3 separate regions of the Homo sapiens genome follow, and regions 2 and 3 are each linked to region 1. The links are chromatin loops, found by intact Hi-C in ENCODE. Cell type or tissue: PC-3. All regions are shown on one strand. Each heading gives the region's core, and the rest is flanking DNA. Links, peaks and the distances in the headings are about the cores only.

Region 1 (10,553 bases), core at 1,603-9,602:
TAAGTTTCCTCCCTGTCGTGAGAGACATGAATTGAACTTAGTGTTGGGAGACGGAAGCTGGATGGCCCTCGGGGGCTGACCCGCAGGGTGCCGGACTGCTTTCTTCTGCTAGCAAAGCAGTTGCCACTACAGATTAAATGCATTTGGGCCATCCACGGGTTACTGGGTTAAGGATTTTTGATAGGAAAGCTACAGGTTGTAAGTGGCTTCAGTGCTTTCTGGCTACACCCTTGTTTACACTGACAACAAGGTGGTATTGGAGTGTTATAGGGTCACGGAGAAGACCTTCAATTATCAATTATAGGTTTTTAATTTATCCTGGCTTTTAAAGGAATAGGGTACACTGTTTTCTCTTTACTACTTCTATCTCTCTCTCTCTTTGAGTTTCTGTTCTCTCTCTTTCTCTGTCTCTGACTCCCTCTTTGTCTCTCTGTCTCTTTCTCTCTCTCTCTGTCTCTTTCTCTCTCTCTCTGTCTCTATCTCTCTGACTCCCTCTTTTTCTGTCTCTTCTTCTCTTTCTCTCTCTGCCTCTCTTTCCCCTTTCTCTTCTCTCTCTCTCTCTCTCTCTCCCCTCTCTGCTGTTCTTTCCCTGCCTCTGCCAGCCACTTATGCTGCTGTTCTCCCCTCTCCTTCCACTTCCTCTAGGGGAGGGACCAGCGGGAGTAGAGCTTCTCTTTCTTCCTCTGAAAAGAGGATGCCCAAGATGGACATTAACTCGACCCAAGTATACAACTGAGGTCCTAAGAATTGGTCAATTTGGTCTGCCATTCCGTAAAGGTCATCCAGTAGCAGTTTAAGCACCTTTTTAAAATTCTGGATTTCTGAACTGGTTAGGGGAGCATTTACAAAGCCAATGGCCCCCCCTTCCTTGTGGTACCTCTTTCAAAGGAAAGAAAGTCGGGGCTGATCTCTTAGGTACAGAGGGAAATGGGAAATTCTGAATATCTTTTTTACATTGTTCTACTTCACACTGGAGTCCTTTTAGAGAGGGGTATTTAGGTTGGGAGGGAACAGGCTGATGGGATGGTAATTCCTAAGAGTCAGGGTTATAACGAGGAAGGATAACGTTGAGTAGAGAGGGAATTTGGAATGGGATCTGAGGCAGCAGTGGCTGTCTGAGCGGAAAGATTGGGGACACTGAACGGGGTTAGATAGTCTAAGGGATCCCATGCGCTGGAATTTTTAGGCATGAGAGCTGGCTCCTCTGACTTTTCATTTTGAGGTACCAGATTGGGTTCTTCCCTATTTGTTTTTAAAGGAAAAAGGAGGGCAGGTCTTTGCCTCCAATAAAGGGCATAGCCTAGTTCTTCCTGAGACACTGGACTTTTACCATTAACATATCGGATTAGAAGCTGACACGTTACATCCTCATTCGACCCAAAGTTTGGTCAGAAGATTGAGGGTTTGAAGGTGGGTCCCTGAGTCCAAATAAAACAGCAATATTGTTATCATTTGTTGCTTTTTCCTAAGTTTAGTCCTTTCGTTATCCTTCCAGTGTTTTAGCATGAGACCTAGGGAGATATCCAGGGGGATGTCTTTGTTACCATCTTTATCTCCCTTGCTCCCTGTCTTGCTTGGGGTATTTCCCATCTTGATGGTTTTGGGGTAAGGTTCAAGGTTCAATTTCCCTTACTGGAAATTTCTCACCTTTTGGGGTGAGGCTCAATTTCCCCACTGGAAATGTCTTGCCTTTTGGGGTGTGAGGCTCAGTTTCCCCACTGGAAATCTCTGCCTTTTCTGCTACTGGAGGTTTGTGTGAGGTTCAATCCCCCGAAATGGGGATGGCTCGCCTCTTTTTAACCTCTAAGCCACCCCGACCAAGGAGTAGTTCACTGCCCCCCTCCCCCTTGCGGCTTTCTTACCTTGGTCCTGACCACCAAGGAAATACTTTACCGGCTCCCACGGCTTCTCCTTCCTTGGTCTGTGCACAGAGTCATCGCTGCAGTATGTGAAGATCCTTTAAGCTAGGTTGCTGGCCAGTTTTTTATTTTTTATTTTTTTCTGCGTTGCTGAGAGCTCGGGTTATTCCTCGCACTGGGTGGGTCTTGATTTCTCACCCCTGAGGCCACCACAAGGGGGCAGGGCAAGCCTCCTCACGAGAGAGAACCAGAGACCATCCCGGGAGGGGAATGCAATCATGGGCGAGCCCCCAAATTGTTACATATAAAGTTTCGATGCTACAAAAGGAATACCACTCAAATATAAAATTTTTTTTTAATTCTCAGCAAGGCAAGTTACTTCTATAGAAGAGTGTGCCCTTAAAGATGGTGCAATGGTGAACACACACTTGGACAAGGGAGGGGAAGGGGTTCTTATCCCTGACGCACATGGCCCCTGCTGCTGTGTCATTCCCCTGTTGGCAAGGGTTAGACGCACAGGCTAAACTAATTCTGATTGGCTAATTTAAAGAGAATGATGGGGTGAGTGCTTTGGCAGGAGTCAGGGCAGAGCAGGTAGCAGGTAATTGGAATGAGTTAGGGTGGACCAGGTGATCAGAATGAGTTAGGGTGGAGCAGGTCATTGGAATGAGTCAGCATGGAGCAGGTAATTGGAATGAGTTAGGGTGGAGTAGGTAATCAAAAAAGGTTCCTTTATGAGGAAGTTAAGTTTAAAAGTAGAAGGCAAAGAATTGAACATACTGACATATTAATTATTTGGAAAGAAATTTAGAACTCATATCTAACACAACAGTTTGCATTAGGTCCCTTAATTGAGCCTGCAAAACCAAGGCTCCGCTAGCTTTAAGCAGCTGTTTCAATACTTTTATATACTGTTGCCATTGAGCTGATAACTGTTGTCCCATGATGAAACCCTAGCCTGAACAATCCCCTCGAACTTGGAAATCCACAGTGGGCACCAATGACTTACTGACTGCGCAGTTTCTTCACCTTCATTTTCGAGGGTTCCCTCGCAATCTGTTGCAGCGTTCCTCACGCGGGGGCACCACCTGCCGAGTCTGTCCTGCAGATTCTGGCCAAGCAATGGATGAAAGAAGTTCTCAGACATGGATATCCAGTGAAAGAGCAGGCTAGGGGGTTGCCGGCACTAGGGGCTGAAGAGAGTTAGCCACCCCGATAAACCAGAGATGCTTGCATTTGTTTAGCACAGATTTAATGAGAAAGGCTTGGAGCAAACACAATTTGTGGGTAATTAACATTGTTCACCCCCAAGTAGAGAGCAGTCCTGCACACGAGTGATCAAAGGTTAGTGTCTGGAGACAGGAATAAACAAATTTATCTAGATAAGTTCCTTTACATTCCCTTGTTATCTAACCCTTGCTCTTAAGAGAATTTAACTGCCTTTAGCTAAATCCTCTTTTGAAGCTTTTGCAAAACCTCCCGGCCTTCCAGAAAGGTTTGCATCTTTCCCTATAATTTTTATAACTTTTCCCACCACCCTGACCGGTCTCCTACAATCACTTCCAAGATTAGGCTGTAGAAAAAAATTAATGAAAAGAAACATAGTTGAAATTACAACAAAGAATTGGGAATATTTAGTAAAGTTAGTTGATAGAGTAGCAGCAGAGTTAAGAGAGGATTGACTACACTTTTGAAAGAAATTCTGTTGTGGGTAGAATAGCATCAAACAGCATCTTATGCTACAGAGAAATCTTTTGTGAAAGGAAAAGCTAATGTGGCAGACTTCATTGTCTTGTTTAAAGAAATTGCCACACCCACCCCAGCTTTCAGCAACCACCACCCTGATCAGTCAGAAGCCACCAACATCAGGAGAAGACATTCTACCAGCATAAAGATGAATATGCACTGAGGGCTCAGATGGTCGGTGGCACTTTTTAGCTATAAAGGTTGTTGGGTTGTTTGTTTTTTAAATACAGAGGGTCTTCCTCTGCTGCCCAGGCTGGAGTGCAGTGGTGTGATCATTGCTCAGAGGCAAACCTGAGCTTATGGAGCTTGGGTTGAGGCAAAACTGTAGAATAGCAGAGACTACAGGCACTCACCACCATGCCTGGCTAATTTTGGTTTGTTTGTTTTGCAAAGACAGTGTCTCACTGTGTTGCCCAGGCTCATCTTGACCTCTGGCCTTAGGAGATCCTCCTGTTTCCACCTCCCAAAGTGCTGGGATTACAGGCATGAGCCACCCATTGGGTCTGGCTATGTTTTTTAACTGAGGTATATACATTTTTTTGGACATAATGATGTTGCACACTTAATAGGCTATAGTATAGTGTAAACATAACTTTTATATGCCCTGGGAAACCAAAAAGTTCGTGTGACTCACTTTACTGCTATACTCTCTTTATTGTAGTAGTCTAGAACCAAACCCACAATACCTTGAGGTATTTTATTAAAGAATAAAGTTAAAATACAGTTGACCCTTGAACAATACGGGAGTTAGCATCACTGACCCCACAACTCTTACACTGTCGAAAATTCACGTATAACTTTTGACTCCCCCAAAACTTAGCTACTCATAGCCTATTATTGATCAGAAGCCTTATGGATAACATACATAGTCAATTAACATATAATTTTTATGTTATATGTATTATATACTATATTCTTACAGTAAGGTAAGCTAGAGAAAAGAAAATGTTATTAAGAAAATCATAAGGAAGAGAAAACACTCGTCTTCACTATGAAGTGCAAGCGGATCATCAGAAAGGTCTTTACCCCATTGTCCTCACATTGGGTTGGTGGAGGAGGAAGAGGAGAGGTTGGTCTTGCTGTCTCAGTGGTGGAAGAGGTGGAGGAGGTAGAAGGGGAGGCAGAAGAAGTAGGTACACTCAGTGTAATTTTTAGTGAAAAAAAAATTGCATATTAGTGGGCCCACACAGTTCAAGCCCATATTGTTCAAGGCTCACTGTTATATGGATACTGCCTGTTATAGCTTATTTGTTATATTTGTTATATTTGTTATAGCTTATTTATTATATTTGTTATAGCTTATTTGTTATGAAATTACACAGTAAGTTGCTAAAGTGCATGTTAGATGAGTCATACGTCTTATGTCCTTTTAAACTTTAGAAGAGATTTTCTACCCCAGGTTCCCTGGGAGTGAATCTTTGTTATAAAAATTGTATGCAAATCCAACACATAATTTCTTGAACATCCATTATGAACTAGGTACAGAGTCTTCTCCATAATATCCCAGATAGGAAGTCATCCATCTACAAACTGTAAAATATTTTTTTCCTATCGTGGATGGAAATGTTGAATAAAACAGAACAAAACACAGACCCATATAGCATGGTATTTCTTCTTACACCAGTTTTCTTGAATATGATTGTTAATCAAATACTGGTCTTCACTGTGTTATCCTCTAACTCTCATTTTGCCAACTTTTTCATAAAGACTCTAGACAATTTTCACAAAATCCTTATGACATAATATTTACCCAAGTCTACTAGTCTGGCACCTCTAAACGGGTTATGTGACTTATTGGGCCTGATTGTTTCTTAAGTTACACTTTTCATAGAAGTGTCCAGTGTTCTTCGAGGCCTCTTCTGAGATCTGGCAAAACCTATGTGTATTAAGCTATTCTGCATTTTGTCAAAAGATCTGCCACAGACTCCACACTTTGAACTTCTTGAACCCTATCTCTTCTTTTCTCTTTTAAAATATTGGAATACTTCATCATTTACATTCTTTTTGTACTTTGCAGTTTTCTGTTTTTCTTCCAAAATTTGGTTTCATAATTACATACACAAATTTGTTCTATTTCTAGGAGGTGATTCATTTAGCTTTGTGACTGGAACTCATCTAAGGCAACTAGACTCTTTATCTGTTTTGTGTTTGATCAGTCTTTCTGTCTAAAAATTATTCTCCTTGAGAGAAAAGATGGAAGCAAAATAAAATTTAATTACTTCTATTTCCTTCCTGTTATCTTAGCATATCATGTAGCCAAGCTGTGACCCTAACCTTTCCCTATTCTTGCTGTAGAGATTAGACACAATTAAAAAATGAGAAAATGGTCTGTCATGGCCATCCAGAGTGGGTTCTTTGTGTGAATTATCAGAGAACTAGATAATTTTAGTATGGAAAGTATATTCTTCCAGGTATACCCTTAGTATCTCTTGGGTTGTGTAAAGCATCCTACTCATGTTTGACTCTTAAGTTGTTTTGTTTCCTGTCAGTTAATGTTTTGTATTGTCAGTGACTTTATATTTTATAACAATATAAATCAGTGGCTTGGTGTTTATATTCTGCCACATAGGAAGTTGACGGTCATTTAAAACTGTTTTTCTTCCATTTTTAATCTGATGGTGCTTTGCTCTCTAGTTAACAAAATTCATGTCTGCCCTTTTATTTCCTGTAGCTAACACAGGTTAAGTTCCCAGTTTCAGCAGCAGATGTCTCCCGTGAGCTGCTTAGGTTTTGCTGAGTTTTCCACTACATAGTATAGTCAAATAAGTTATTTATGTGCTTGCTACTTCTAAGGGACCATTCTTGGTTCTCTTTTCATAAAACGAATCTTTAAGAAGTGGGAACTGGAAAAATTTTGTCTAAAATTTATTTTATAAATGAAAATTAAATATAATTGACCTGTTTAAAGAGCTGGAGTTAAAAATCCTCTCTATGTTCTCTAAGTTTTAGTTTACTGCCATTTCCCTAGAGTGAGAATTTTTTAAAGTAGAAGAAACCAGTATTCACATTTTTTTTAAAGATAAGGAAATTGAATTCCAAAATGTTTAATAAATTTCCCCACTGTCATAAAGCTAAATACTGAGATTCTAAACAGGCTTCATGATAGACCAGTGCTTTCTCCACCTTGCTTTCAGTCAGAGCACCATCTTTTTGAGTGGCTGTGATAAAACAGCTTTATTCTTAATTTTCCTTATTAACTTTAATATTTGAGAAGTGTCTGTCCTATATCCTAAGACTGGTACATGTTTTCTGAAGTGACATCATTTACTGTCGTAGCATGCTCTCCATCTTTTTTCCCCCCTTTAGATTTCCCTTTTAAAATGAATTTGTGGACATTTGGTCTTATACCATGTTTTAAGAGTTTATTTCTTCATAATTTTTAAAAACTTCTTTTCAAGTATACTTATTGGATATGAATACTAAAAACATGTTAGTAAACACATATTTGTAGTTCAACAACTAAGATAAAATTGTCTTTGTGTAAAATTCTTATGTATATTATCTCCTTTATTCTTAGGATAGTCCAGGGTGTTACAGTATTTTATTTCTTCCTTCTGATATTTGTAGATTGTTATTTGTTCATAATGCTTGTAAATAAAAGTAAAAAATTAATTTGATAACTATTCTTGCTTAATTGAAATGAACATAGTACATTAATTTTTATCTAAATAAATGTTCTCTAGTGGAACATCTAATAAATAAGTGATTGTTGGGCCCATTGTTAGTACTTTCAAAGGCAGATTTTATTATTATAACAACTTATGCAGTACTGTTCATGTCATTGACTTCTGAAAACTCATTTGGAAGTGAGTAGAATCTGAATTATTTTAACTTGACACTGGAAAGGAAAATGAAGAAAGTCAAAAGAATTGGTCTTTGTATATCTGTTGATATTAAGTTTCTATAATGAACAAATTGATAATCTGATATGGACATTTCTTAAAATCAGACAGTCTTGGTGGTCCCTTGCAGGGTGCTATGACTTAGGCTGTTATAATATGGCATTAAATGTTTCTCAGTGTATAAATTCATAAGCTTTTAGATACGGATCTTGCAAGATGAACAACAGATTCTTTGTGCAACTGTTTTTTAGACCACACAAAGTGATTCCTTGAATATAAAAATGTTACATCATCATTGATCCTCATAATTTGAAGAAACCCTCATAGTGAACCAGTTACCACTAACACTAACACTAACTTCATGATCATCTTTACATCTCCATTCACAATTCTATATCAATTTGATACATATTCTCTGTATACTGTTCTCTGTTTTTGCCCCAGTATCTTTGTGTTTCTGTCTGGGTGCTTGACTTTTCCTTACTTTTTGTCATTTTCATTTTTTTTTTCTACATCTTTGTTTTCTTCTCTCCATTAATTGGCAGTAACATGGAATAAAAAGGTTTTTTTTTTTTTTTCAAAATTATTCTAAATAGTTATAATCTGTTCCTTTTCTTCTAAGATAAGACTATTAACTGGAGTTCTTTTGTTACGTAAGGGTGTTTAACTGCTGAGATTTGCTTTCAAATTATACATCTCTTTAAAGTATTCATAAAATGGAAATACCAGTTCTGCATCGAAGTGGTAAGAGTTTGTGGCTTGGTTGTACTTTTCAGAAATAGTCAATAGTGGAGTTATGTTTCACTTTCTAGAATATTCTGGAAATAGTAGAAAGGTCTCTCATTAACTATAGAAAGATCTCTGGGTTAATTGTAAGCAAGAGCTAGACATGGTGACTCACACCTGTAATCCCAGCACTTTGGGAGGCCAAGGCAGGCAGATAGCTTGGGGCCAGGAGTGGAGACCAGGCTGACCAACACAGCGAAACCCCATCTGTACTGAAAATACAAAAGTTAGCCAGGTGTGGGGGCGGGCACCTGTAATGCCAGCTACTCAGGAGGCTGAGGCATGAGAATCACTTGAAGTCAGGAGGCGGAGGTTGCAGTGAGCCAAGATTGCGCCACTGCACTCCAGCCTGGGTAACAGAGTGAGAATCTGTCTCAAAAAAAGAAAAAAAAAATTGTAAGCAAGGAAATTTTTCTTAAGGGTTTGACATGAAACAGTTTATAGGTGTTGTGGCTAATTCTGTAGGTGTGCGTATATTTAAGCACACAAATTTGGAGGCAGTACAAAGCATGTGAGAAGATAGTTCTTTTGATCTAGATTGTTATCTATGGGTAGAGTTTTGGCAATGTGATTGCCTGCCAACTCTGGTGTATAGATTTCCTGAAACAATTATGTATGCCTTCAGATGCATAAAATACAGAATTTGGAATACTGTCATAGTGATAACTGAAAACTTAATCTCAACATACCTTGGCAAGAATATAAATCTTAACATATGCCAAATCCATCATATTAGAGACCAGAACCAAAAACCAAAATAGAGAATGATTTTTTTTTAAGGAATGTAAATTATTTTGCCTCTTATGTGAGATAACCATCCCTAATGCTGCTGAAAAATCTTAGACTAGTAGTAGGGAAACATACCTAAAGCTTTGATGATTTAGGAATTAAATGTGTATGATATACTCTTCCCAGCAGATTATATATAGCCAGTAAGGAATCATAACAGATCAGGATTTATGTATTAGAGCCGCATTCTAGCAAAGGATTCTGCCACTGTGAAAATATATGCCTTGTTCACTTATACACTGAGATTCTCCGTAGCCAATACATTTCTTAAGGCAATTATCCTAAACTGAGTTGCCTGCAGAAGGACAGCAATAGAGTCATAGGTCGAGGGACAAATATGGGTGAACCTGAAAAGGAAAAGCTAAGGTATGAGTTATCTTCACTGCAGACCCCCTTAGTCTAAATTTGCACTTATAACAGGAGCATTAAAATATATATCAAAAGTAGATTGAATTGTCTACCATTTACTTAGTGCCTTCTATGTACTCATCCTCATAAGAATTGTATAAAATGCAGATGAGAATACTGGGGCTTGAAGAAATTAAGTATTTTTCCTAAATTTAATCAGCTGTCTGGTAAGTGGCACAGGTTGGACTCATTCTGAGATCTAACAGTGCAAAATAATATACTGAAAGGATGAATAAAAAATTTTGTGCTGGAAGTTCACTTGAGTCACTGGACAAGCATACATAGGCAGGCATGATCTCACTTAAAGTTTGTATCCCTGATTAAGATCCCATGCTTGTGCACGTTAATTAATATCTCTAAGAAACCTAATGTGGTTCAGGTACCCAAGAGCGATTTTATTTGCTTTTTCCTCCTTCTCCAATAGACCTACCTGTGCTGAGTAGAAGCTCAATATCAGTCATTTAACAAACAGGTCTAGTTCCAAGTTCTTGTTATTTTGTGTGATATCCAGCTACTATCCTCCCTATCCCTTCCATCAAAACAGTTTCCTGATCAGAGGAAAATTATGACTGCATTCAACTAAATCAGACTATAAATGGCAATCTTAACTCACCTCCAGATGTGATCACTGTTTTGTGCACTTATTTTTAGCTCTGTGTTCCTTTTGTTCTGTATCATGCCTTATGCTTTTAAGACCTGGAAGGCAAGGCTAATGTTTGTTTTGTTTTATTTCATTCTTAGCACAACTTTGCATATAATTAGAAACCAAATAAATTTTATGATGACAGTGGTTCTTTTTAAAGCCTGAAATTTATTGATTTGACTTTATTTCATTCGAATACCTTAAAATTTAACCAGAGTGCTGGATTGTTTTCATTTGTAGCTATATAAAATTATTTTCCTCATGGAATAATCTTGTCCAAATTAGGAAAATTAGATATTCTTAATACTTACATCTTAGGTTAAAGAGATGATTTGATATATGACATAAAATTCTTTATATAATATATTCTTGGCACATTTACATCTCATTCATCATCTTACTCATCATTATGTTTGATGACAACTGCCAGTTCTGCTATACATAACTAACTTGCTCTTCAGTTTTGTCACCTTCATTTTC
Region 2 (10,553 bases), core at 891-8,890, 190 kb after region 1:
AAAGATTAACAATCTCTTATCGTACTCTAGGCATATAGTCAACAAAAAGAACTTAGAAGCAATTACAGAAACCCTCCCCTAACCTTGTAAGTTCTCTTTATGTGGCCTCTCCCTTTCCCCTCCTAAATCCTGCCCCACTATTAAGGTGGCTTCCCCAGGGTCCTGGGGTCAGATAATGAAAGCAAATGCCACTGTAAGAAACTTCATCATTTTCCCACTTTTATTCATTCACTGCAGAAAAACTGATGTTGCCAACTGCAGTGTGGAAGGAGGCAATGTGGTCCTCATTCTATCCAGCCTCCTCCATTACCATAACAACCCACATCCCATAGTAAGCAGGAGAGAGGAAGGCCAGGAAGCCTGGGATGGGGCAGAGGTGGTAGGGAAAGCTCTTCGGCTGTTTCTGTGGACTCCTGACATCATTCACCTGCCAGAGGTACCAAGCACTGCTGGAATCCGGGGCCAGGTTTGTCACTGAGTCTCTCTCCATGCCCTTCCCTGACACCCAGCAGTCCACATCCCTGCAAGTCACATGCGTGAATCCCTTCTGCACACGAGCAGAAAGTGAAGAGTGAGTCTCAAGAGAGCTGCTTGGCCAAGGCCAGAAGCCCCCAGGTGGCCTTTCTTCTAGCTCAGGGTTCACAGTCTGGCTGTACAGGGCGGTCACCTGGGGAGATGTTTAAATCTTTAAGACTGTACCCCACACAAATTAAATCAGAACCTCTCAGAGAGGGGATTTCAAGCTCCCAGTTGGGGTCTCATGTGCAGCCAAGGGCAGAGCCTCACTGCCTGGGTCGCAGAAACGAGGGTGTCCAAGGGGCTCCCGATCAAAAGGAGGCAGCTGAGGAGAGCAGCCAGGGAGCTTTGAAACCTTTGTCCTTTTTAGGCTGGGTGCCCATTTGCCTTGAATATCTCTTCTTTGGGTTGTATGGAACAGCTATAATTCATCCCAAATTCAGGTGGGCAAAAATTAGAACTTTATTTTTTGCAGTAACTTCATTTCTGACTCTCAGCCCTCATTCTGGCATATTGAAAAAAATAAAAATAAGACCTGAACCTCAGTGCTGCCTGAGGTTGCTCTCCTGCCTTCTCTGGGTAGGCCACGGTGTGGGGGCGGAGGATTGTTGCACATCCGCGCCATAGTCATCAGCTGTGCCCAGCCCTCCCAGGCCAGGAGTTCTCTGCATTCAGCCTGAGAATCTTCTTCAAGGCCACCTGTGTGTTTTAGTCCACTGAGATACATCTGTCTCCTTGTCTTCCCTCCTTCCTGGCAGCCAAGAAGCAGGGTGCAGGCCCCCTTTACTCTCTGGCCCAAAAAACATCTTTTTCTCTTTTATAAGCCTTGCCCTTGGACCAGCCTGCTAGAGTGGGATAAGGGGACAATTTACACTTTTGTAAGGGATGTCTCTGGAAGAAATTGTGTTGGGCAGAGCTAAACCTTCTAACCCTGGGCATTCTGGAAGGCTTGGGAAATACCTACTTAGTTCAGTAAGTTACTGTTTAAATAAAGAGGGCCTAAAGTATTTATCTTTCTATCTCAAGCACCTAAGTTATTCTGTATCCATAGGACAGCGGCAGGAGCCCGCCACTTTGAAACAAAATTTTACAGTGATTGAACATTCAGATGGAAGACCAGACACACAAGTACCTCGGGACATCCATCACCAGCATCAAATCAAAGTGAAACCCAGGAGGAGAGCCTCCATCCTGTCTTCATCCTCAAGTGGAAATTAATAGCAGAGTACAAATTGTTGCTAGTGTATCAGTTCTTAAGATGTGTGAAATGGCATTGCCACCATCTTTATTTAGATTATTGGTTTCCTTGTTCTATTTCAGTAAACTTGAAAACATCTCTGTGGGTTTTCACACGTCCAAGTCCAATCACAGTCTTCTAGCACAATTTTTCCAGTAAAGTTTTAAGGTCTTCAAGTATTAAAATTCAAGTATATTTTAGCGACCTAACCCCACAGGTGGGGAAGGACTATTCTGGCAAAGCCTAAAGGAAAATTCCAGCTGGTGACATTGACAACGCCGGGTGAGCTGCCAACAGCAACAGCAGAGAGATTTGTCCCCTGGCTTGGGCCTGGACCACAATGCCAGCCCTCAGGGAGGGGAACCAGCACCAGAGAGACAACAGGGGCACCAGCCAGGTCACTGGGCAGGAGCAAGGCAGAGCCCCCGGGAAAGGAATGATACTGGCCATTCTAGCCCCACGTGTGTTAGATATCGGAGTGCGGGCACCTCATGGAGTGTGGACCAACTCAGGGAACAGGATGGGAGATAGTCATCCCAGAAAGGAGCTGAGGTCTACAAGGCACTTCACTTCTCAGGACAGGATTATTCTGGGTAGTGGGATGAGTCTGAGCCAGCAGGCCTTGAGGTTATGGGGTCAGGAGAAGGGGAGCTGGGCAGGAGGAGGCAGAGAAAGAGAAGCGTGGCTGGGCTGTCTGTGGCCTTACAAAATAGCCAAGAGTCTTAAAAAAGGCATTTCTGTATTCGAAAATGAGCGGTTTATAACTGATGAGTACAGCAGCACTTCCTGAAGGTGGAATGGTGTATGCTGTTGGTGGATAGGGAAGTTAGTCATTAAACTTCAGCCAGAAAGCAGAGTGGCATCACATCTTCATGCCTGCACAGTAGCTTTCTAGACTAAATGGCATTCCACAACAGTGCTGCGACCCGTGGGGCATGCAAGCCTCAGTGAGCAGGGGGACACTTTGGTGTCCCACTGGCCTCGGTCCAGTGAAGTCAGTGGAGTCCTTCCCTTTAGAACGAGCGTTGGGTTGAGAACATGGGTTTCTACATCTTCCCTCCTGGGAATGGTTTGGTGTTTGATCAAATGTGGGTGCACCCTGCCTGCCACTTTACAAGCTGGGTGCTCTCCTCAAGTATGGCTTTAGTTCCTTCTTTTCTCCTACTTCCCATTTGACTTCCTTTCTTCTTTCAGGCTTTCTTTACCTTCATGTCATTTGTTCAAGAAACAAGTGATAATAAGAAAGATGTAGTAGGGATAGAGGGAGGAGTAAGTCAGCTGCTCTGTCCCCAGGGACTCACAGTTCAGTGCAGTGGGTGAGAGACGAGTCAGTAAGCATTCATTCATTAGTAAGCAGCAATCTTCCAGAAGTGGCGTGAACTGTCAGGAGTTCTAGATAAAACGCTGAGTGTGTTCGGGGAGGAAGAGATGGCTGCTGAGCAAGGGGATCAGGGAAGACTTCGTGGAGGAGAAAGTACCAACACCTCTGCAGTGCCTGCTTCTTACCTGGCCCTAAGCCGGGCGCTTCCCTTGTGGTGTATTGTGAGGTCCTACCGACAACCCTGAGAAGTGGCTGGTACAACCCCCATTCTACAGAGGAGGAAGCCGGGGCTCTTTCTTTCTGTAACTCCTTTGTGCTACCAACTTACTGCTCTTTTGTAAATTCTTAAAAAGACCTAGCGATGAACCACAGAGCCTTCAGGAACCCTACCTGCCATGACCACCACCCATACCGCCCGTGGAAAAATCATGGAGTTTAGAGATAGACTCGGCTTGAATCTCAGCTGCCTGCCACTTACTGGAAGTGAGACCAAGAAGTCTCTCTTTCCTCTCTGTGCCTCTCTGTAAAATGGGGGATAATAGTCAACAACATATTTGTAAGGATTAAGTGAAATAACGGGTATGGCAGAATCTAGCATGATGCCTTGAAATAAATATTTACTTACTTTTCCCTAAATTCCCCTAAAATTATATGCTGGCTTTTAATTTTCCCCATGCTACTATAATCATGTTCTGGTAAAAATGGAGAGATTTACTATTTAAAATTGCTTAGGATGATCTCAGACAGTGACTGAAATGGTTGTGATTAGGATGGTTAGGAGCATGATGACTTTGATGTAACCTCATTCTCATTAAGGTGTTTATGTCTCTGCAGAGGCTGACAGATTCTGTGGACCAAGGCTCCCACTGTTTATCCATTATTCATTGATTCTTTTTTTCTTTATAGAAGAGCTACCAGATGGTGTTCTTGAATCTGATGATGATGAAGATGAAGATGATGAAGTAAGTTGGAGGTTCTTGACACCACATAGAAAACCCATACCAAACTATTCTCTCTTTCCTGCCTTGACAAGTTAGTCCAGAAATGGAGATTTTTCATTCCTGCTACACTATTTCTCACAATTCTGAGGGTTGGCTAAAGCTCAGCTGGGTGGTGGTTCGGGTCTCACTTGGGGTCTCATGTGGGGAGCCCAGCGGCCATGTTTGAAGACTCCCACACTCATTGGGTTCACAGCAGAGACGCAGCATTGCATGTCATTCGAGTTTCATGGGAAGCTGAACAATGACCATTCTTCTGTGTGAGCTTTTGCTCTGAAGGGGCACGAGCCTCGGCCTGTCTTCCTCACCGGTGGGAGTGCTGGGCGTGTAGGCGCCTGGCGAGAGTCTCTGGCGTGAGGGGTCCTGGGTTTAGTTCAGAGCTAACGGAACTGACCAGTTTTCTCTGTTATTTGCATTCTTTTGACTTGTGTTTCCTCAGCTGTGAAAAATCTACTTGCCTGGTGTTTTAGAGCATGAAGGTTTAGAAGTTAATGTATGCGAGTCTCTGAAATGATGTAAAGAATGGTGACTCAGGGACTGTAGTTGGATTTTCAGATGACAAGATTTTACATGGTTTTCCTTCAGATACCTAGGAAGAAAAGACCTGTTGTCCCCTCTGGTCATCCTTGATTTGCCTGCCTTCATTTGCAGGGAGCAGTTACTCCTGCAGTGAATGCTGGAACATTTTCATCTATTTTGGGGGGAGCATTCACTGAAAAAGTGGATGTCAGAGGATGTTTTTTTGTTTGGAGTCGTGGCCTATCAGCTTGTAAAATGTGTAAAAGCCAGGTTTTTGATCACTGATGGCATCAGTTGGGAAAGAGGTATTTAAGAGCCCCTGCCAGAGAGGATCTGCTAAGATCTGCTGGGAGATGCTTCCTCAGCAGGCGGCCTCTGTGGCTGCCGTTTTCTTCACAGGCTGCAGGTGGCATCAGCGGGTACGTGCTCCTGCTGGCTCTTCCTGCCTTGTCCAGCAGTGCAGAGCTTGACCTCCAGATAGGGGTCCTGGCCCCTATCATCTTCTCCAGGCCCCTTTGTTTACAAAGGTGGAGGCAGAGGGAAAAACACCAGCTTGAGCTCACACAGAGAGTTGATGGTGGTAAAATTGGGTTTAGAACAGGAGTCGGCAGACACTTTGTGTAAAGGAAAAGATAGGAACTATTTTAGGGCTTGCAGGCCACACAGTCTCTGTTCCAACCACTCAATTCTGCCATTGTAACACGGTGGCTGTCAGCAGTACATAAGTGGCTGAACGTGGCTGTGTTCCTGTAAAACTATTTATGGACGCTAAAAATTTGAATTTCATACAATTTTTGCATGTCATTAAATATTCTTTCAAATACTTAAAAACACAAAAATCATTCTTAGCTGGCGAGCATAGGAAAGCAGGCACCTGACTCGTGGGCCATTGTTTGCCAGCCCCTAGGCAGTTCCCGGACTTGGGCAGCCTTCTCTTGATTATAATGAGTCACCACCTTTGTGCCTGGCCCTTCAATATCATTCTAAATGATAGTTTAAATTAATATTTAATTATTTGTTTTTAACAACTTTTTTTCATTGTGTCCTAAAGTTTGTCTCGAGATCTGTTTTCTTCCCTTCTTGTATCATCCCTTTGGGTTTTTCGGTTTGCTTTGGTTTTTCATTTTGCTTTGTTTTTGCTATAAATCCTGTTTTTATCTTATAAGGGAAAATTCATTTTGTTCAACTGTTCTAGTTAATGATGAGAACTCAATTTCTGGAAATTTCATTCTGAAAGCAATTGTCTACTGTAAATGAACAAATACAGAAGTCTTATAATTTTCTGGACTTTTGCTACTCTTTTAAGAGGTTGATGTTTGAAAATACTTGTGATAACTAGAATTTTCAGAAGATTTCTAGAAGAGGTTTAGTTGGAAAATTATAAGGAAAAGATCTGTCATTTGGGCCAAATGGGACTCTGTGATGAACCCCGGGCAGCAGATGGGGGCTCCTTCTCCCAGGTAAGCCTCACTGCGCATCACCGGTGCCAGCCGGGGCAGTCCGGGCACAGCCGGTCTTGCCTGGATTTTACTCAGCTTTCACCGGAGGCTAGCATTACGTTTATAACTGTCTTTCAAAGTTGGAGGGAAAAAAGAGAGTGACAGATCTTAGGCTAAAGAAAATTTCTAAGAATCCTTTGAGAAGTAGCACTGTTGTTGGAATGTGGTTATCACTTCCCAAGGTGACAGCTCTGAAGGAGACAGCAAAATTATTTGCAAGGTGTTGGAGTCATACCTTATCTTGCTTAGCAGTGTAAATGTTCTTTCATTTAATATTTAGACCCAAAACACAGAAAAATGAAACCACTGTTTTCAGTTAGCTGCTTAGCAACTCTAAAGATAAAATGGTTCTAATGGGGCCAGGCACGGTGGCTCACACCTGCAATCTCAACACTTTGGGAGGCCGAGGTGGGCGGATCACTTGAGACCAGCCTGGCCCACATGGTGAAACCCCATCTCTACTAAAAATACAAAAATTAGCTGGTTCATGGTGGCGTGCGCCTGTAATCCCAGCTACTAGGGAAGCTGAGGCACGAGAATCACCTGAACCTGGGAGGCGGAGGCTGCAGTGAGCTAAGATCCTGCCAGTGCACTCCAGCCTAGGCAACAAAGCAAGACCCCATCTCAAAAAAAGTGGGGGGCTGTAGTGGGATGGGGCCTGAGACCAGGGTAAATTATGCTCACTCTAAATCACATTGAGCTGAAATCTGTGCGCTCACAACTTCCACCACTGCTATCCCTGCTTCACTGGAAACTCTCAAGAGAACCCCTGATGCAAAGTCTCGTTTTTCTCTGTAATTTATAATGACTTGATCTAATGTGCTAACCTAACAAAGTTATGTCTGAATATACATACGTTTATATACTAAAATTTTAAAAAAAATAAAGGTAGAGCTAGAAATGCATCTTCTGATTTATAGACTGTCTAGGATATAATGTCAAATAGAAAAAGGAAATCATAAAGTAATTTGACCAATAATTTCGGAAAAAGCAAATGTATAAAGACACAGGGCTATGGATTATGTATGTGCCTATGTAGCGGAAAGGTGTGGACATGTACGCCCTCTTTGCTGACATTATAAACTGCAAGGGGGGAATAGGAATAAGGAAGTTTGGGTGAAAAATGCAGAGAGGCCCTGAGGCTCCTCAAGAGAGAGAAGTGAGACTAGGACACGGGGTTTAGTGGCGTGGAAGTCAGTTGCTGTGCATTTTTGTGGGTTGATGGAGCAAAAGCGAAATGAATGGATTGAGGGCCAGGTGGGAAGTGAGAAAATGGCTTAAGAAGTGTATGCTGCTCCTCGCCCAGTCTGGCTGTGCACAGAAGAGCAATAGTGGCTGAAGGGGGCATTTTTGTTTGTTTTAAGATGAGAGAAACCTGAGCATGTTAAAATGCTGATGGAGTAGCTCCAGCCGAGAGGGAGAGCTGGAACATTCAAGGCAGGAAGAGTCTACAGGATGGCATTGAAAATATGGGTGTTTTCATTGTTTTCTAAACCACTTATACTTTCTTGGCCCACAAAGCCCCAGACCCATTTAAACCTCCAGAGAAACAAAACCATCATTAGATCAGCTTGGACAATACACCCCAGGGAATGGACAATGACAGCTGTTATTTAAGGATTCAAATGCATCTCATTTAGCACTTCAGAGAAATGTGTTACCTGATGCATTTATTTTATATGAAACAGACGTAATATGTTACAAAAGGGCTGTTGGTAAATCACTAAGCTTAGGAGCCTGGTTCCGTTGTTCTCACCCCCAGTGACTCAGGTTTCCTTACTATATATCACAGCCAGTTTCCTTGTATGGCTTCCTTAAGTAGAAATGCAAGACCTTCCTGTGCTATTCTAGAAGACTGATTTTAAGACAAATATTCTCGCCTCTTGACAAAATAGGTTTAAGTGCCAGGTGAGGTCAGCCGTGGACATTTACTTGCTGGTTGCCATGTAAGTGCCAATCGTATGCTCAGCAATTTCCTTCTATACAAAGTGCTCAGATCTAAGAGTTGCTCATATATTTACTCAACAAATATTTGAGGGCCTCGAAATAACACTATTGTAGGAACTAATGGGGAAGGGATGCAAAAGAAATCTAAAAGAGTATCTGTGGTTTAAAATACCTCCAAGAATTTCCAGCCTAGATAGGGAAGATCACAGTGATTCTGACAACAGCAGCTCCCGCCTGCTGGCAGTGCCGGGTGCCAGGCACTGTTCTAGGCGCCTTATGGGTGTTCAGTCATCTCCTCTTCTTAGCAGCCCTGTGGTAGGTGCTATTTTTATTCACATTTCACAGATGAAGAGACAGAGAGAAAATAGGTCACTTGCCAAGTTCACACAGCTAATAAGTAACTGTGATGGGGCTGGGATTCAAATCCAGGTGGTCTGACTCAGTGGTCCATGCTCCTAACCACTGCCCTATATTACCTTCTTGTGAGACATACATGAATGCAAAATAGCAAATAACAGAAAATAAATATGTGATCACAGATTCATAAAGGTGATAGACACAGGAAGTGCCACAGAAATTCCAAGTACTCCAGGAATACTGGGAGATGGCTGGCGTGGGGTAAAGAGGAAGTGAGATGAGTTGAGGAAGGGAAGGGTGTGGCCAGCAGGGGTGGCATCCTCTGGGGGAGACAGCACAAGCATAAGCTTTATCCTTTGCCTCTCCACTGCACTCACATCAACCCCCCCAAGAAACCCATGTTAGTGATCTAGTGTGTGCATGCGCTTTCATACTTAAAAGATGCACACACAGAGTACACGGAGGTATGTACTACACACAGATCCATATATACTTTTGTCAGTATTTGTTTTTCAAAATGAGATAACATAGAGATAGAAATACACATACTTCTACACCATGTTGCCTTTTTCTCTTGTTAATGTTTCTTGAAAGTCCTTCTGAGTTAGGCAGTGTAGCAAGTTGATACTTTTTAATGCTATGAATGTATAATTTTCTAGATTTTTTGCTATTTCAAACAATGCTGTAGTAAAATCTTTGTAAAAATATCCTTATTTACCAGGGCTTTTATTTATATGGGCTCTTGCTGCTGGATGAAAAAGTATTTTTTTAATAATAGATTTTTCCAGATTGCTCTTTTCAAAGGCTGTTAATAATTCAGATTTCACTAGGAGAACATGAAGGAGCCTCTTCCCTCCATCTCCACTAGCAATAGGTGCTGTTACTCTATTTTTTTTTAATGTTTTTGCCAATCTGGATTTGGATTTGCTACATTGTACATTTCCAATTTCATATCCTTTCTGTTTTTTTCAGTTGTGCTTCTTTCCAAACCCTTTTCACCATCATTACAAATGTTTTAAAGATATATTTTTTCTAATCTCTTTTGCCACAAATCTTTTTTAAAATTTTTTTTAAGTTAAAGATTGAGGCGGGATGTGGTGGCTCACGCCTGAATCCCAGCAATTTGAGAGGCCAAAACAGGCACATCACCTGAGGCCAGGAGTTCAAGACCACCCTGGCCAACATGGTGAAACCCTGTCTCTACTAAAAATACAAAAATCAGCTGGGCGTGGTGGTGCACACCTGTAATCCAAGCTACTCGGTAGTCTGAGGCGCAAGAATCATTTGAACCCGGGAGGTGGAGGTTGCAGTGATCCAACATCACGCCGCTGCACTCCAGCCTGGGCAGAGCAAGACTCCATCTCAAAAAAAAAAAGTTAAATATATTCGCTTTTATTTTATAGTTCCTGGGTCTCCTGTCCTGGTTAAGGTCTTCCCTAACCCTAAATTTTACATGTAGTCTCCTAGGTTTTCTTTTAAGATTTTAATTTTTTCATCTAAGTTGTAGTCATTAAATATGTTATGCATAGGAAAGAAAAACATATATGTTTATATAAGGTTTGAAGTAACCATTCTCCAATTTTTGGTTTCAGGAGCCATTTACATTCTTAAAAATTACTGAAGATTCTGAAGAGTTAATGAGTATTTTGTCTATCAAAATTTTTTAAATGAGAACTTAAATATGATAAAATGTTAAATATTAAAATATTAAATAACTTAAAATGGCAATAGTAAATCCATTACATTAATATAAATAAGATATTCTTATGAAAAAGAATTATTTTTCAAAACAAAATTTTATGAAAAAGTGTAGCATTGTGGGTTTGTTTTTTTTTTTTTTTTTTTTTTTTTGCCAATCTCTTTAATGTCTGGATCAGAAAAACACAGTTTGATCTGGGCTGTATCTGTTGTCATATGTTGTTTTGATTGAAGGACATAAAGAAAATCTAGCCTCACACACCTGTGTACTTGGAAAGGGGTGAAGTATTTTCAAAGCCTTTTCAGATAGATATTTTTGCTCAATATTACTTTAAAACCAGACAGGTAATAGTTTATTAAAAGTTAGTTGCAATGTGGAATTAGAAACCAATTTTAAATATCATTTTTATTGGCTGGGTGCAGTGGCTCACGCCTGTAATCTCAGCACTTTCGGAGCCCCA
Region 3 (10,553 bases), core at 925-8,924, 59 kb after region 1:
GTAGGGTAGCCCTGCTCTGCAAGGAGCAATACAAAAAAAGAAAAATAAATTTTTAATTAAAAATATAAAATTATATATTAAGAAAAAAGAATTAGGGGAGGATAATTCTATGTTTCGCCTCTTCTCTGCCAGATTTACTACAAGTCATCTCACTGTGTTCTCTTCCTTCCTCTTTCAGCCTCTGTTTGTCTTTTCTTTTTCTTTTTTTTTTTTTTTATATCTTCTTTTTTTGTTTGGGGCTTTTTTACTTTATCTGTTTGTCTCGTGGACCAATCAAGTTTTGGTGCTTCTTTCTGTTTCTCTTTATTTATAACAATTTTTGCTTTAGACATTTATTACATAAAAGTTCTTTTTTTTGGGGGGGGCCAATTCTGTCACCCAGCCTGGAGTGCAGTGGCATGATCTCGGCTCACTGCAACCTCCACCTCCCGGGTTCAAGCAATTCTCCTGCCTCAGTCCCTCCTGTAGCTGGGACTACAGGTGCACACCGCCATGCCCGGCAAATTTTTTGTATTTTAGTGGAGACTAGGTTTCACCGTGTTGCCTAGGCTGGTCGCAAACTCCTAATCTCAGGCAATCCACCCACCTCGGCCTCCCAAAGTGCTGGGATTACAGGTGTGAGCCACCACACCTGGCCCTACATAAAAGTTCTATACTGTAGTGTTCACTGTTATGAGCATAGAATTAATCTCATGTCCTTTTTCACTTTTTAATATCCTATCCTCGTAGAACACTGTGCTGCAACTGCGTTAGAAAAATTTGCAGTCTTGATCTTCTCTCAGTAAAATTAGTGGTAGTAGGCCTGGCTTAGTGGCTAACACCTGTAATCCCAGCATTTTGGGAGGCCGAGGTGGGTGGATCATTTGAGGTCAGGAGTTTGAGACCAGCCTGATCAGCATGGTGAGACCCTGTCTCTACTAAAAATACAAAACTTAGCTGGGCGTGGTGGTGCATGCCTGTATTCCCAGGTATTCAGGAGGCTGAGGCACGAGAATTGCTTGAGCCTGGAGGTGAAGGTTGCAGTGAGCTGAGATTGTGCCACCGCACTGCAGCCTGGACGACAGAATGAGACTCCATCTCAAAAAAAGAAAAAAGAAAATTAGTGGTAGTAGAGAAAAATCTAGAGAGGGCAACTTCAAGGGAAGGAATGAAGTTGAAGTTTATGAGAACTCACTCAGTGATTCAGTCTCTTCCGGGAGAAAAGCCGAAGATAAAGAAGTTGATTGAAGTTTGTTAAACTGCAAATTATCAATATGATAAACTCTACCTTATTTATTAAATCTCAGAATGTTAGAACAAAAGGCTAATTTAGCTTCGAAGTCCGAAGAAGATAGATTTCATTGAACTAAAAGGAAATTCAGCTTCAAAGTTAGATCAAATAGCACGTTAGCTAGGCATCGTTTTCCTCTCTTCTGCCCCTCCCCAGTCTCCATCCCAGGTTAGTTACTATGTCTTAGTGAAATGTTCCCACTAGCACCCAGGTTTATAGCTATCATAATACTTTCATATCTTATTTTAATTATCAAATTATCTGTCTTCTTTGTGAGACTGGAGTCTCCTTAGGATCTTTTCCAGTATGTTATTCACAATCCTCAACATATAGTTAGCATTCAGTGAATGGGGGTTAGCGTAGGGAAGAGTACAAGTAGACAATAAATGTATATAATTCATTTCTATTGGAAAAACAAGATTAAAGTATACCTGGCCTTTTTTTCAGATGAAAAATTTAAATACCTATAGTGGAGTATTAAGAAAATCTAGATTATTTGGTTGAACAGTAGAACCCTGATTCTTATAAAAATTAAAATGCTGCTTGGTTTAGTCAAGTCAAGTCAGTGTTTGGTTCTTGACTCCAAGCAAAATGTGAAGATGCCTATAAAACACTGAGATCAAGAGAAGAGAAATGTAAGCAACAGGAATCCACATTGGAATTCCAATTAAGACCCTGATTAGGCACAGACAAGCCCCATTTTTATAGGATATATTATTTAAATGAAGATTCTTGCATTTCAAAGTTCTGTGATCCAGCACTAACTCTGTTACCATCTAGCGCATGGGCCAAATCTGATAATGGTGTATTTTGTTTTGCCTGCCTAACAAAATTTGCAAGATTTTGGACAAAATCCATAGTCTACTTTTAAAAACAAAATGACCTAGTGACCCTGGACCTACACTGTAGTAAGATGTTCCCTTTAAATAGAACATGTGTTTTCCAGTTTGCTTCAGTTTTAAAAACAAAATGACCTAGTAATCCTGGACCTACACCCCCAGTAACAAGCTCCCTTTAAATAGTACATGTACTTTACAGTTTGCTTCAGTCCCCACTGCTCCCAGCCCACTTATTCCTTATTTGTTTACTTGACTTGTTCCTAAAGGCATTTGAGTTGGTAATCCCTCATAGCCTCCTAGAATCTCAGCCTTACAAGGGCTCACCAGCTCTCCCCAACTGATGGCTTGGATCTTAGCTCTAGTTCACTGGCTTTCAAACTTTATCTGCACTCTAGAGGAATAGTCTAGGGCAGCAGTCCACAACCTTTTTGACACCAGGGACAGGTTTCATGGAAGACAATTTTTTTTTCTACGACGGGGGTGGGGTGGTTTCAGGATGAAACTTTTCCACCTCAGTTCAGTAGGCATTAGATTCTCATAAGGAACGTTCAGCCTAGATCCCTCGCGTGCGCGGTTCACAATAAGGTTCACATTCCTATGAGAATCTAATGCCACAGCTGATTTGACAGGAGGCAGAGCTCAGGTGGTAATGCTCACTTGCCCTCCGCTCACCTCCTGCTCTGCAGCCAGGTTCCTAACAGGCCATGGACAGGTCTGCAGCCCCAGGATTTGGGGACCCCTGGTTCCAGGCCATATATTCTCCCAGCAGTCCAAACTTCTGATTAAACAGAAGCAGCTCTGATTTCATTCCTTTACATATTGTGTTTCCTTAGAAAAATTTCAGTTAGGGTTAGAGGTTAAGTTTTCTTTTGTAAGTGGTAGTGCTCTCGTTCAAGTGTTCAAATTCAACCCCTCATTTTGCTAATGGGAGAAAAGGAATTAGAAATAAAGTGTTTTGTCCATGGTTACAGGGCTAGTTAATGTCAGAGCTCCTCCCACCAATTTAAGTGGCTTAATAATTCGTAGGGTAATGCTCAATGCTTTCGTAGATTTTTATATAGCTGCATATAAATCTTCATAATTTGTAAGGGATATTTCTCAAAATTCTAATAATGTTTATGCTGCTTAGCACCTAAAAGACCAAGAGTCAGAACATATTCTTTACTGTTTTATATAAATTTTTATAAATGTGTAAGTATATTATAAATATGTATTTGCATATGATTGAAGCGGAAAGAGTAAAACTAAGCAAACTATCTATGCTTGCCTCTGCTATGGTGTGCAAAAAGTATATACTAAAACTTTGCTTTTTATTAACACATGAAAAGCCAATATATAATGCAGATTAATACTTAATTTAGCATCACAGTTTTGATACCCTTCAGGCCTAGTTTTTGAAAAACGCCTGCCTATAGAGAAAGTAAGTCTAGATGTGTGCTAAATCCAGTTAAAAGTACACTTCCAATTTTGGAGAGCCTGGATAACTCACTAATTCCAAGGACTGCATATTAGACTGCACATATGAATTGTGCTTTTAAAATCATCACCAGATGTTTCCCTACTGCAGCACTTACAAATCTTTATTATTGCCTGGGTGTAGTGCCTCACATGCTTGTAATCCCAAGACTTTGGGAGGCTGAGTCGGGAGGATCATATGAGGCTAGGAGTTTGAGACTAGCCTGGGCAACATAGTGAGACCCTCGTCTCTACAAAAAATTTAAAAATCAGCCAGGTGTGGCGGCCCGCACATGTAGTCCTAGCTACTCGGGAGGCTAAAAGAGGAGGATCCCTTAAGGCCAGGAGGTCGAGGCTGCAGTGAGCCATGATCGTGCTGCTGCACTTGGGTGCAGTGTTTCACTCTGTCACCCGAGCTTGGGTAACAGTGAGACCCTATCTCTTTAAAAAAAAAAAAAAGAAAGAAAGAAAGATATCGTTATTATTGTCCTACTATAATAATAGGACAATACTATTATTGTTCATGGTTTCTCTCTTTTTCTACAGGTGGTCATAATGTCACAATCTCCTTGCAGTCCAGGACTGGGCATACTCATATGCCTTCTGTGGTTGGCGTCCTTGTATTTACCCAGTTTTGGTTCTGGTTTCCTCTTTCACACTTCCTGTCATTGGCTTATACCCCTACCTGTGTCATTGGCCTTAACAAGGACTTAAAGGTATGTCTGTGAGACCTCAGCTTTGTAGTATTTCCTGTTCACCGTATCTTATTCATATTTACCGCCCACTTGCAAGGATTTCCATTAAATTTTAAAGATGAGTTAACATCTTATAATAACATTTTCCCTTCAAGTTGAATCGTCACCTTTTTGAATGGAGTGTGTCATTGAAAGTTTTGAAAAGCATATCTCCTTACTAGCTGTGTAACTTCAAGTAATTAGTTGAGAAAGAATGGTGAGAGAGGGGGCTAAATATAAACATACGAAGAGGCTTTATATACCACTCTGATGAATTTTATTTAATACTAAAGCCTGGGAACTGTCGAAGGATTTCAAATGATAAATGAACATGAGATTTCCATTTAGAAAGATCTTTCTGGTATCAGTGGAAACTCATTACAATGCTATTGCAGTAGTCTGGGCAAGGAAGAATGCAAACCTAAACTAAATCTTCCAGAGTTATCTGATACTCGAGTGGTTGATGGAAGAAAGAATTATTACTAAAGGGAAAAAGCAAAATAGGAGGATGACCCTTTGGTAGAAGCAGGAAACAAGACCAACTGTGAGGAGCTAGGGAATCTGATGGAATGTAACTGCTGACTTAAGTCAGAAATTTAAGGCACTGCGTGCCCTGTCATCACATTTGTGGTCATATTTTTTTAATGGAGTTTGTGTTTAGGTCTTTCTTAGTCCTGTGACTTGATGATTCATCTTCTTGTTCTTTAAAAGTCAAAAGGCTTTTTGACCTTTAAATAACTCTTACATCTGGTCATCACTGTTGAAATGTTCTACTAAATTTTCAGAGTGGAAAAGTTTTAGGCTTAAAACTGACTGGTAAAAATAGAATATTTCTTTGTATTGATTTTTCAGTATAGCTGTACAGCCAGTTATCCTTCGTTAAGTGTTTCGGTATTAAAACTGCTCACATTTGTAAATATTGAGCAGCTTTATTGTCAGAACAAGAATCCCTTGGTTTCCCAATCCCCAACTTTTAACATTGTAATTAAACATCCTGTATAACCTATTTTATTCTCTGCCAAACAATTTTATGACTGCTGTTTTTACTCTTTGTGATGAAAATGGGATGGAGAAGATAAGGTTCTTTGTCCTTATGGTGGTATTTATTATCATCCTCCATCAATGCAGATTGGGTAAATAGAGAAAAATTCAGGCCGGGTGTGGTTGTGCACATCTGTAGTCCCAGCTGCTTGGGAGGCTGAGGCAGGAGAATCGCTTGAACCCAGGAGTCAGAGGTTGCAGTGAGCTGAGATTGCACCACTGCACTCCAGTCTGAGCAACAGGGTGAAACTCTGTCTCAAAAAAAAAAAAAAGAAAGAAAGAAAGAAAGGAAGCCGAGGCGGGTGGATCACGAGGTCAGGAGATTGAGACCATCCTGGCTAACACAGTGAAACCCCGTCTCTACTAAAAATACAAAAAAAATTAGCCGGGCATGGTGGCGGGCACCTGTAGTCCCAGCTACTCGGGAGGCTGAGGCAGGAGAATGGCCTGAACCCGGGAGGCAGAGCTTGCAGTGAGCTGAGTTTGCGCCACTGCACTCCAGAGCCTGGGCAACAGAGCAAAACTCCGTCTCAAAAAAAAAAAAAAGAAAGAAAGGAAAAATTGAGACCAAAGAACTTTAAAACTGGTCACTAGGTAATGTGAAGCTGACTTTCTATTAGGCTCATGTTACACTCTTACAAGGCATGATTATATATGGTGTGGAAATTGTATTCAGGCTAGTGTAAGTTACTAGTCTGGTACAAAGAAGGGAAATGGCAGTTTGTATGCAGGATAGACCATCAAATGCTTTACAAAGGAGAGAACAGTTGATCTGATGCTCACACCATGAATAGGACTTACCCATTGAAGCAGGTTGGTTTGTTCATAAAGATAAAGGGATGCCCATTCAAAGGCACAGAGATTAAGAAAAGTATAGAGAACTGCAGGTAATTCTGTAAAGAACCTAAAAACTAAATCAGTAAAAGTAGACATGGCTTTCAGAGAGGAGTCATAACATAGTTGAACATACAGCCTGCATTAAAACTTTGGTCTCCTTTTGTATCCGTATGCCTGTGGAGAGCACAGAGTACTTAAAGCCAATGTTATTTTAATGGAATTTCTTCAGATGCCGAAAGTTCAGTATAAATCGAACTGTAAACCATCCACATTTGCATATCCTGCCCCTCTGGAAGTACCAAAAGAAAAAGAAAAGGAAAAGGTAGGTTCTTTGTTCCTTTTAGCAGCATTTGTACTTAAATATAGGAGCCACTGAGTATTTTACTTTTTCTTTAACTATCTTTTATGTTTTAAAAGTAACACTTCTTATGCTAACATTTGACATTACACAAGAATATGAAGTGAAAGTCCTTTTTGTCTCTTGGTCATCCAAGTCTCATGTCACAGGAGTCACAACTTCTGAATCCCTCTGAAGGTTTTCTCTGCACATGTCAGTACTTTTTATACCACGAATAAAATTATTCTCTACATACTTTTCTGCATCTTGTTTTCACATTAACTATATTTTTTTTTATTTTTAAAACTTTCAATGTATACAGATCTCATTTTTTCCCAGAGCTGCAAAACAATGCCTTTACTATGTGTAGTACTGTTTGTTTTACCAGTTTTTTCTTTGATATTCATTTAAGGTTATTTCTCATTTGTTAGCCCTACACAAGTGAGCCTGGAATTGAAAGTCTTTATACACATGTATTTGTGCACTGTGTGAGTATATCTGTAGGTTAGAATCCTGGATGTCAGGTTACTTGATCAAAAGTAATGCACATTATGTTCATAGTTATTAACTAATTTGCCTTTCAAAATGGACATAATCACTTTATACTCCTACCAACTGTGTATGAGGACACTCCTGTATTAAAGAATAATACATTAAAGAGTTGTACTTGCCCATAAAGTTTTACTCAGTAAAATTATACTTTTTTTGATACCTTATATATAGGAAAGTGGCTCTTTCTCTCATAATTTTCATATTGGCCAGTTGTTGATTATTTGCTGTAAATTTTGTGTATAAGTAAGGATAATTAACCAAATTTGAGGGTAGCAGTTAAGGAATAGCCTTGACAGCATCTTGTTTCATCAGCTATGTTTCAGACCCTCCTTTGGGTCTGAAACAAAGTCAGCTTTTACACCAGTATTGCCCAGCTTTTCACCTTTGTTTTCAGCAAGACCCATGAAGGAGAATAATATAGGCTAACCACTCACCCACTGTGTATTAGCATTGTAAGACATATAGTCCAGAGAGGATATCTACAACCAGCGCTGAAGGAAATTGTTCTATTTTCCATTGCTTTCCTGTAAAGCAAAAAGGCTATAGCACCCAAATCTCAATCTTGGAAGTACATGAGAGCAAATTCATATCCAAGGTAGGCTACAGATCAAAAAAAAGGGAAGAGTTATATTGGACACAAGCCTCCAAGAACTAAAGATTCACTTGATGACAAGAGTAGTAAATTATTTCAGTAAATGTCCTGCTTAGTTTTCCCATTTATTCTTTGATTTATATATATTTATATATATATATATATATATATATATATATATATATATATATATATATATATATATGTAATACAGCTAGGAAATAGAATAGTGTTGTAGGACTGAGTTCTCTAGGGCTTGCATGTTTGTATGTCAGTAAGGGATTACAACAGTTTACCCTGCTCATTTCCCCAGGTTTCTACTGCTGTATTATCTATAACTGCCAAGGCTAAAAAGAAGGAAAAAGAAAAGGAAAAAAAGGAGGAGGAGAAAATGGAAGTGGTAGGTATAAATTGGTGGTCATATGGATTGAAGTATCTCTGTCTCTGTCATGGTCGAGATTCTTCCTTAGTTGAATATTATTCTACCTTGCTCTTGGCTTCCTTCAAACAATTATCCTGTTGCCAGCATGTAGAATCATCAAACTGTACTTGAAAGAGACTCGAAAATATATCCATTTGTGGGAAGAATAGAAGGGTACAAATCAGTAAAAAGTTCCTGGAGCAAATGACAACTAAAATAGGTTTTGAAGGGCAAAGTAGGTTTTTCACAGACAAGATGATGAGGTAGGAGAAAGAAAAACCCTTTCAAGCAAAGGGATTATCACTTGTTTAGGTAGACCTTTTTCTGATCTCTGCTGGTAGAAAAACCTTTTTAATCCTTTAAAACCAAGTCAAATACCATTCTCATTCCTAAGCAGAGTTACTTTTCCCTCCTCTGAGTCTGATAGCACTTTAGTTGTACTTCCATTACTACCGACCACTACCTCTTGTACCTTATAGCTGCTCAGTCAACTTCAGATGTTACTCAGTTCTGTGGAACAGAAATGAACTTCTGTTGAACTTTTTTTAAATTTTATTTTATAGGATGAGGCAGAGAAAAAGGAGGAAAAAGAGAAGAAAAAAGAACCTGAGCCAAACTTCCAGTTATTGGATAACCCAGCCCGAGTTATGCCTGCCCAGCTTAAGGTCCTAACCATGCCGGAGACCTGTAGATACCAGCCTTTCAAACCAGTAAGTTACCAGTGACTCTTAGCTGTATATACCAGTGGGATATTAATCCATAGGACAATAGAATATTGATAGAGAATGATAAATCTCCAAAGCATTGGAGCAAGCTCACTAGTTCTAAGAAATTATTTAACAAAAGAGAGAATGTTCTTTTCCATTTCATATAGATTTGGGAGAATTTTTCTTTTCCCTGTGTAACCCTACAAACTCCCGTCTTCTACCACAGACATACGACGTAGGAGTTCCTAATACAACAATTTGATTAGGAATATAGACTCTACAGCCAAGCATACAGGATTTGAATCTTGAGTATACTGCTCAGGCTAAGTGACCTTAGGCCAGGTACTAAATCTCTCTCTGCCTCAGTTTTCTTTATTATAAAACAGAGATTACCATCCCTGACTCAGAAATGAGGCACAGATTGAACAAGCACTGAGAACAAGACTTGGGACTGCTCAATAAGTATTGATTACTATGGTAATTACACCGTTGTCTTTTTTTTTTTTCTATTTCATTACACCATTGTCATAAATGCATTGCATTTTAGTTAGAAAAGGATCTTCATGGAATTTAATTTATTCCAAGACAGAGTGCTTCATGTTAAAAACAAATGCTTATCAGAAATATGAGTGTGATACTGCCTTTATCTTCCAGGTTCTTGTAGATAACTAGAGCGCCATCAGTAGACCCATCCAAGACATCCAGATGCTAGATCTGTCTAAAATGTCAGAGATTCGATTTCTAGATCCTTATCCTTATACAAGAGTAAACTTATTCTTATCAACCTGATGGTGGGTCAAAGGCAACTCCTATCTATAATTGTGAGTCGGGGTCTTAACCTGACTAATTTATCAGCTAGAAGAGATAAAGCCAAGGGATGCAAGATAGTGTATGTAGTGGTTTAGAGCTGGAATTTGGCATAACTGGGTTTTTATTTCTACTGTTAGCTGTGTGACTAAGACAAGTCATTTAATCTTTGTATTTCAGTTTCCTCATCTGTAAAATTGATATGGTAATGCTACCTACCTCCTGTTGATGTTGTGGAGATTAAATAGGTTGTTACATGTAAAGCACCTAAAACAATGGTAAATGCTAATCTGTAGCACTGCCTGATCTGTAGTAGTTGCTGTGTAGTGTTAAATGAATGGACAGAATCATCAATGGATACCTTTAATGCAGTCACTGTCTGATCTGCAACCTGGTTCATCTCGGTGGCGGTTTTACAGAGAACGTATTCTAACTGTGTCTGTAAACTTATCTTACCAGTAGCATGGGAATCCAGAACAGATGTATTAGGACACAACTAGAGCATACTCTAAGCACGTGAAATAACTAGTGTTTTTGATAATTATGAACTAAGACAGTGAGGCACGTGCTCAATGCCATGAGGCCATATGAGCACACTGTACACCACAGTAGAAAACTAAATGATTGCTAAGCCTTTGCTCAAATTAAGTCAGAGATAGCTATAACAGTTGGTCCACCTATGAATTAAAAGACTGCCTATGTCTGTGCAAGGAAGAAATGAGGAATCCTGTTGAAGGTATAGCCCTACACACACACACACACTCCTTCAAAGAGTGGGAGACTTTGTGTTCCAAAGTGTTTAAGGAAATTCCTGTCCAGTTGTTAGCTGACTACTAAGTTAAATGAGCATTGACTTTAGTGGACACACAAATCAGGGAATACAAACTTTATAGAATAGGAGAAAATATTTTCAAATCATTTATCTGATAAGACAGTTACATCTAGAACATACGAAAAGCTC

The links. Peaks named below come from ENCODE experiments on the same cell type or tissue, not always from the same donor. Only the 100,000 strongest peaks of a DNase experiment are listed, where the experiment ranks them.
Region 2: it touches region 1 in a loop (4-fold over the local background); 10 of 110 quality-filtered maps call a loop at or near these places.
Region 3: a loop joins it to region 1, with 4 times the contacts of the local background. A loop is called at or near these places in 6 of 110 quality-filtered maps.

The regions. Positions count from the first base shown.
Region 1 is chr2:231,098,009-231,108,561 of GRCh38, forward strand. All of the region lies in intron 16 of PSMD1 (proteasome 26S subunit, non-ATPase 1), which reads left to right. HTR2B (5-hydroxytryptamine receptor 2B) reads right to left here. Exons shown (of 4, transcript NM_000867.5): 4 at 10,222-10,553. The coding sequence ends at 10,509. Among named protein-coding and RNA genes, the nearest start is that of HTR2B, 22 kb to the right of the region's middle. In PC-3, for the core only: CTCF peaks have their summits at 2,106 (motif pointing right) and 6,307; a DNase peak (open chromatin) is centred at 6,303; H3K27ac peaks cover 2,056 bases.
Region 2 is chr2:231,292,218-231,302,770 of GRCh38, forward strand. ARMC9 (armadillo repeat containing 9) reads left to right here. Exons shown (of 25, transcript NM_001352754.2): 19 at 3,981-4,036. Among named protein-coding and RNA genes, the nearest start is that of MIR4777, 65 kb to the right of the region's middle. In PC-3, for the core only: CTCF peaks have their summits at 4,987 (motif pointing right) and 5,194; DNase peaks (open chromatin) are centred at 4,984 and 8,004; H3K27ac peaks cover 2,466 bases.
Region 3 is chr2:231,157,230-231,167,782 of GRCh38, forward strand. It overlaps PSMD1 (proteasome 26S subunit, non-ATPase 1), which reads left to right. Exons shown (of 25, transcript NM_002807.4): 20 at 4,111-4,280; 21 at 6,406-6,498; 22 at 7,971-8,057; 23 at 8,642-8,788. Among named protein-coding and RNA genes, the nearest start is that of ARMC9, 36 kb to the right of the region's middle. In PC-3, for the core only: no CTCF peak of the experiment used is centred there; DNase peaks (open chromatin) are centred at 4,232 and 4,922; H3K27ac peaks cover 1,764 bases.